Linked DNA regions of Homo sapiens: region 1 is linked to region 2. Evidence: chromatin contacts called from ENCODE Hi-C data. All regions are on one chromosome and are shown on one strand. Each heading gives the region's core, a stretch centred on a gene start or an enhancer-like site at or near the end of the contact. The rest is flanking DNA. Distances are from core to core; before and after follow the strand shown. Region 1 holds the start of FBN1 (fibrillin 1). Region 2 holds the start of FAM227B (family with sequence similarity 227 member B).

Region 1 (3,533 bases), core at 335-2,834, 980 kb after region 2:
TCAGTCGTGTTCAAATTGTTGAACCTGCCTTGTTAAAATTGTTGAAGTCTAGTTCAACAATGCACTAAGTAGTACACAGTTCGTGCTCAGTAAAAACATCTTGAATGAATGATCTCCTTTACTCAGCCAGGAGTGTGTGACCAAGGCTCTCATTCATGAATCTGCTAAGAGACCTTTTGCAGGTGAGACCTTAAAGTACACCACATACATACTTACAGGACTATGGCTTTAGATCAGCTCATAGTTCCCACAGTTTTTCTGTTTCATCTTCATGTATCACAGCAGTTCAGCATGTCCATCATCACCATTACAACCCTGTGTGGTGGACACTACAAGTCCCATCTTGTATTTGGAAAGAAGTTGAATAACTTGCCCAGGTCTCTCTACCCTACTGTCTGGGCCCCTTTACAAACGGTTACAAATAAGGAAAATCCCTTTCAACAAGATACATTCCCAGGGTACCTGTTTGTGCTGAGCTTTTATTATTGGCTTGACAGCAGGCTGGTGGCTGCTTGCAGGGGATCTTCTGGGGGTCTCCAGTTACAGCAGCCAGGACCCAGTGTGCGACTTCAGGCCTTCCTAAACTGTTACAGGGTGCAGGCATCATTGGGCATTATCCATATAAGGATGCCACAAATACTATACCTTTCAAAGCCACTAAATTCACTGTGCCGCGCATATCCTGGGGAGAGGCAGCTGTGTGTGGGGGAGGGCGAGGGGACCGGGAGGGTGTAAGTAGAGTCCTCCAGATGAACCCCAGTCTTAATCTGGGCTGGGCAAGAGGACCATCCCTTCACCGCTCCCATCCTACATCCTAGGTTCCAACATTTACAGGCCCCTGGGTTGGACACCGACTTAGAGAGAGCACCCTGGATTCAGGCCTGGGTGGCTTGAATTGAGCCTCAGAAGAGCCGCGTCTGGAGTGGGCTCTCGACACCCAGGGCAAGTGGGGGCGGCAGAGCCCTCTCCTCGGTCGGCACAGCAGCCTCTGCCGCGGTCCCGGCCTGCGACGCGCCCAGTCTTAGCCTCCCGGCCTCCGGCGTCTGCTGAGTGTCCGGCGGGAGAGGCGCAGGGAGCGCGCTACCGGGAGGCGCGGGCAGCGGGGACTGGTTTTCTCTCGGGCCAGGGCCTCCGGGGCAACCGTCTCCAGCGCGCATTCTTGGTGCAGGTGGAACAGCTTTCTGCTCCGGTAGGGCTTCACCTATCGCGGGAGAGGTTAATCTCGGATCTAAACCTCGCAGCCGCAGAGCGGGCTAAAACCGCTACTCCACCTCTTCCCATTTCTCCCCTCCCCACCTCAAGACAAAAAGTCCCAGGCCGGGCAGGACCTGATCACCTCTGCCTCCTCCCACTGCGCTAATCCTGCGAGCGAGAGGCCCCGCACCGAGGCGGAGGCTGGCAAAGGGGAGTGGAAAGGGAGGATGGATGGGGCCGGGGGGTGGGGTGGTGATGAGGGCGACGAAGGAGGGGGTGTCATTTTCTTTTTCTTTCTTTTTTTAAAAAAAGTATTTCTCTCGCGAGAAACCGCTGCGCGGACGATACTTGAAGAGGTGGGGAAAGGAGGGGGCTGCGGGAGCCGCGGCAGAGACTGTGGGTGCCACAAGCGGACAGGAGCCACAGCTGGGACAGCTGCGAGCGGAGCCGAGCAGTGGCTGTAGCGGCCACGACTGGGAGCAGCCGCCGCCGCCTCCTCGGGAGTCGGAGCCGCCGCTTCTCCAGTGGGTGCAGCCGGGGTCCCGACGGGGGTCGGGCGGCCACCGGGGCTGGAGCTGCGGCCACGGAGGCTTTTGCGTTTGCGCCGCGCCGAGGGCAGGGACAGGGACTGGGGTGAGGGGCTGTCCCGGAACGTCCACAGCTGGCGCTGGCCCTCCCCTGCCTGACAGCTTCCTGGCCCGGGGCTCTTGGTGCCGGGCTCCGCGTCAGATGTTCGGGGGGCGGTGGCATCGCCCGGAGTCGGCGGGGACGGCGCGGCTGGCTTCCAGCCTGGCGGAGAGGGCAGGCTGAGGAGTGGGGCGTTCAGAGCGCGCATCGCGCGCAATTCGTGCCGCTAAAAAAAATAAACCCAGAGAGCTCGCCCGGGGCTTAGGACCGCTGGGGATATGGGTACTTTGCGCCGCGCTCTTCTGGCGGGGCCCGGGAGGCCGAGGGATCGGCCGGGGCTGCTGCCGCCGGGGGCCTGGGCTTTCCAGCCAGCTGTGGACCAAACGGTCTTCCCTTACCCAAATTAACTGCGCCACGCGCAGGCGGCGCACGGGTTGGGCTTGGGAATGGGGACCGCGAGGCTTCAGCATCCCGATGCCCTGAAAGTCTCCCCGCCTCGGGGATTTGTCTCTGTGTTGCAGCTGGCAGGGGCCGCCTGAAGTGGGAGCAGCGCCTGGAGAAGGCGGGAGGAGCCCGGCCCGGGGGACGGGCGGCGGGATAGCGGGACCCCGGCGGCGCGGTGCGCTTCAGGGCGCAGCGGCGGCCGCAGACCGAGCCCCGGGCGCGGCAAGAGGCGGCGGGAGCCGGTGGCGGCTCGGCATCATGCGTCGAGGGCGTCTGCTGGAGATCGCCCTGGGATTTACCGTGCTTTTAGCGTCCTACACGAGCCATGGGGCGGACGCCAATTTGGAGGCTGGGAACGTGAAGGAAACCAGAGCCAGTCGGGCCAAGAGAAGAGGCGGTGGAGGACACGACGCGCTTAAAGGGTAAAGGAACCGGTTCCCTCCTTTGGTGTGGGTCTCCCAAGTTTCAAGATCCAGAACAACGGGCAGGATGACTCTCCCTGTGGAAGACTCCTTGGCAAGACCTCCTGGGGGCACCTTAGAGGTGCTAGGGTTGTTTAGTCCCCACCCCGTTCGTGGTTAAACTACCTTGCCCCTACTCCCAGAGATTTCTGCCCCAAAGGAGAGGACGTGGTTAAATGGAATCTTGGGCCATTGTTGAGGCAGATTTTGGGAGGCGAGAAGAGTTCCTTGGGGAAGAAGGGGAGGAGTTGCGAGTGGGATAAGAGGAGAAGCCCGTTCCTTTCCCTGCAATATCAATTCTGGTTGTTTCTAGAGGAAAGTACTTTCCTTGGGGTCATCTTGGTAGATGCTGTATTTGAAAGGGGGCAAGGAAAGGAAGGGATTCCCATGACAGTCAGAGGAGAAATCACACAGTAGTTGACTCTTCCGTAAATTATGCTTATTAAAATTACGGATTGGGTTTTCTGGGCAATGCTTCCTTTAGATGTCTACATTGGAAGCAGAACAGGGCAAGTGGTTCTGAGAACTGGTTTTTTGAGTTGTGTGGGGCTCTCCGTTTCACTGCAGCAGTAAGGCTGCTGTGGCCGGCCTTAAGGGAGTATTTTTAACTAGTGGTGTTTGTGTTGTGTACATGCAACTGACCATTTCACTGGCTTCCCATGCCGCTGTTACAGATGTTTCAGCCGGAAAAATTTTAATTAGACTTGACTAAGGGTTGTCATTTTCCTGTATTGAAGGACAGTGGGAATACATTTCCTTTAAGAGAAATTTGTCTGCAGTTGTTTAAGTTAAAGCCTCCATGGAAAC
Region 2 (3,863 bases), core at 865-3,364:
TTTATATAAATAACCTTCCTCTAGAAAAATCAACCACCACAAATACCTGTAAGACAGTAAAAGAGAAATGTTTATGGCTCCACCTCTTAGTTCACCTATATACTCTCACTTATGGCTGAGGTGGCCACGTAGAAGAGGCCAGCAATTGTAAATCATGGGCAGCTCCCTCCAGTGGTCTCTGAAACTACATGATCAGGGCATCTGTCCTAACCGAGCCAACAGCCTGCCTCGACTGTGAGAAAATCATTGCAAATGATTTTATTGCAAATGGGGTTATTTAAAATTTTTAAAACATACTTGTTAACATCAAATATGTGCAAGGAAGTACAATTTGAGTCATGGGGGCTAAAAAGACTTAGAAAACATAAAGACTGTTCCTAAGGAACTAACAATTTTAACACCTTGATGGTGCGTCCATCATTCTGGAACTTAAGGCTAAAAATACATTAATTTTTTATTCCTCCTTCTACCCAATTTCCACCCCAAATTAATTATACTCACCAAGTTGCATCTACCTTGTATATAATCCTCTATCTTCACTCTCAAAGTCAGGATTCTAATTCAGTTCCTTATTAACTCATAGATGGGCCACAGCAATGTCTTAAACCTCTTTGAGTACTTATTATTAGTTCCACATATTTGACATGGAAAAATGCATTTATTGTGGAGGTACTTTAGTGAATCTATCCCCTCCAGCATTCAACTCTGTAAGAGCAGATTCCTTCCCTGATCTCACCTATTCCTGATTCTTATGCAACAGCAGGAACTCAACAAACACTTGTTAACTAAATCAAAACCATTCTGCAAAACACATCCAGTAAGCATCTCACTACTGAAGTATCTGACAAACTACCTTTATGGGCCGTCTGCAGCCTAGCACAAGTGGCAGGCTGGCAATTTTTTTTTCTCCAAAATAATAACAAAAAGCTTCTACCTCTTCCATTATTGTAAGCTGACTCACCTCCCAATGGAACACTATACAGACTCCCCTGTCCTATATTGTGGACCAATTCAGTATTAGAAAAAAACCACTTCCAATTTTCTTTAGAGTGTTTTTAAGAACTTGGTCACATAGGACCTACAGGTCCAACATTCATTTTTCATAATCCAAGGTAGTAGTACCCTTTTTCATATAGGATCAATGGCCTCTCCCACACCACCCGCCATATGGTAACAAACTGTCTTGCCTTCGTTTTCATGGTGCACTGGGTTAGTCCTTACATGCTGCGATCTACAGTATTGATTTTACCATCCAACTTTGTGGGCCTGGCGACTGAAAATGTTAATATACTTCCTTATTTGTCCTACATTCCCAATAAATAATTTAGACGTAAGAAACAGGCTCTTTTGCTTATTATGTAACCACAACCTCAATATTTTAAATACACTGCATGGCATCACTAATTCTACGTCTGTACTACGCTTCCCCTTCCGTGATAACCAAACCCCCACAAACCACTCCAAATACTAAAAATAAAATAAAATAAAGTATGGGGTTCCTAGGGAACTGACTTTGCCAGGACATACTTTTCGTTGGGGCGGAATGCACCGAAAATCATTGGTAGGAAAAATAATTTTTTTTTTGAGGAAAAATTTGGAAACCTTTTTCCCAAAGGGCCCGCAAGATCCTAAAAAAAGCAAGAGACCGCGCAGAAACCGAGGATCCCCCTCACAGGCGACACCCAGCGCGACCTCCGCTAGGGTCCTGACAAAGAATGTCCACTTCCCGCGGCCGCACCTCTGGGGCCAGACCACTGGTCTCCAGAGAGGCGCGGGGACCTCCACCAGGGATCGGAGTGGTACTCAGACCTGCACACCCGCGAGTCCTCGAACAGCTCCACACGTCTCCAGCTCCGCCCGAGCCCGAGCCACGCGCCGGGCCGTGATCGCGCACGGACCAGACGGAGCGCTTTCCGGGAGACACCAGAGGGAGGAGCCAGGCAGTTACTAGCGTCGTTGCTAAGGCAGGGGCCGCGCACACCGCACACCGCGCGGCTTAAGCAACAGGCTGGGACGACAGCGGGGGGGGGGTTAGACGGGAAGTTCCGCCTCAGCCTCTCAATCAGCGGCGGTGTCGCACTTCTCCCGAGAGGCTCCGGCGAGGGGCAGGGCCGCGTTCGTCCGGGACCCGCCTCAAGCCTCGCAGCCTTTCACCCAGTTTCCTCCCGATTCTTGCTGGGACAACAAAATTGGGAAGCGGTTCTCGAAACATACTGTCAAGGCGTAGTTGCAGTGAGTTGTGAAGAAATGTTGATCCCAGAGAAAAGTTTGCATTTTGCCCACCTCAAAGATATTTTGATTGTGAGAACTTGGTTACATTAGTCTTTCGTGGCTATATCAATATCATTATTTCGTGTGCTGTGTGGTAATGAAAGCTATTAGAAAAATCATTTGTATCTTAATGATTTAGTTTGCATAAAAACACGCATATAGAGTTAAGAGTACTTTGTGTTTTTCCACTTTGAAGTATAATATGTGGATAAGTTATTAGAACATTTGTCCGTGCCTCTCCCCAAACAATGCGCAAACGGAAGTGCACTCTAACAACTAAGATTTTAAAACACAATGGTCAAATGTTGAGCAATGTTTTATTGACTACTCTGAATTTATCAAGTGGTAGATAAAGGACATTACAATGCCCTAGAAGTGCTCACGATATCAAGTAAAGCATGTTAAATTCAAGTACAGAAAATGCAATATTCTTACTACTGAGATAAAAAATGGAATTTAATAAATTACAGGAATTTCAAGAAAGCTGAGAATGGAGTGGTCAATAAAGGCTTCTTTTTCGGACTTGGGTAAGGCCTTGAAGAATGATTTAGGTTTAGGACAGTGTTTTTCAACTGGAAAGGGGATTGTGTGGGACCCATTAGTGGAGGTCTTGACCCATTTGTAAGCAAGGAAATCTCTTTAAACTTAAAAAAAAGAAACAATATAGATTGGAAATATCAGCGCATGTAAGTAAATTTAGTGTTAGTTAGTAAAGTACTGCTTTATGGAGCTTTTAATTGTATATATGCGTGTATGTGTGCACTAGGGCTTGTTTGTAAAATGTATTTCTTACTGTATTTCAAACCTTAAAAAGTTTGAAAGCCAGTGATTTAGGGAGAAAGGTGAATTTTCTGGGTAGGGAAAGTAGAATAGCAAAGTCTATAAGCCAAGAAGAATTCACAACCATTTTCCTTTTTAGTTTAACTCTAAATTTTATCAAAGTAGTTAAATTGCACAGATTAAAAAGCAAATAATACTACTTGTTAGATTGAGCATTGGGTTGCTATCGTATGTAATAAATTACTCCAAAATATGGTGGCTTAAAACAACCATTTTATTATGTTCACAGGTGGTGTTGTCAATAGGGCATAGTCATCAGCTTTTCTTTGGTAACTCAATTAGAAAGACTAGAGTGGGCATGCTAGCAGAGCTTCTGTAACTATATGGCCGGGGTTTCCTCACAGTATGGCAGCAAGGTAGTCAGACTTCTTAGCTTAAACTCAGAGCTCCAAAGGGAGTGTTGCAATGAACAAGGCAAAAATTGCCTGACCTTTTCTGACCTTGCCTCAAAAAGTAACGCGGTGCTACTTCCCCCACTTTCTTTTGCTTACAAATGTGTCAAAGTCCTGTTCCATTTTAGGAAAGGAGACATAGATCCCTCTTCTCAAAGGATTGGCAAAGATTTCTTGTCCATGTTTTAAAACCAGCATAGTGAATTTACTTCTGTAACAGAAAACCCCAAAATATCGGTGGTTTAATACACTTTTTTTTTTCCTCACAAAAGATCCATTGTGGCTATTTCTAGGCAGACGAAATGTTAAATTCAAGGCCAGATGTTTTTATTTTTAATGGTTCTGCTGCCTTCTAGGACT

What was found. A loop is a pair of places that touch in the nucleus more often than their neighbours do. Pooled maps may share reads with other maps.
Region 1: a loop to region 2 is called in a map with no recorded cell type, with 24 times the contacts of the local background. The contact joins the promoter of FBN1 here to the promoter of FAM227B in region 2. A Hi-C loop is called at or near these places in 3 of 37 single-sample maps with no recorded cell type and 4 of 50 pooled maps.

What each region holds. Positions count from the first base shown.
Region 1 is chr15:48,643,760-48,647,292 of GRCh38, reverse strand. FBN1 (fibrillin 1) reads left to right here and starts at 1,584. Exons shown (of 66, transcript NM_000138.5): 1 at 1,584-1,718; 2 at 2,343-2,687. The coding sequence starts at 2,524. It overlaps FBN1-DT (FBN1 divergent transcript), which reads right to left and starts at 1,488. Exons shown (of 2, transcript NR_183872.1): 1 at 463-1,488. RefSeq lists enhancers at 1,420-1,509, 1,022-1,546 and silencers at 1,620-1,699, 1,740-1,919, 2,330-2,459, 2,560-2,609.
Region 2 is chr15:49,619,069-49,622,931 of GRCh38, reverse strand. FAM227B (family with sequence similarity 227 member B) reads left to right here and starts at 2,114. Exons shown (of 16, transcript NM_152647.3): 1 at 2,114-2,232. It overlaps DTWD1 (DTW motif tRNA-uridine aminocarboxypropyltransferase 1), which reads right to left and starts at 1,884. Exons shown (of 5, transcript NM_001144955.2): 1 at 1,810-1,884. RefSeq lists an enhancer at 1,653-1,772.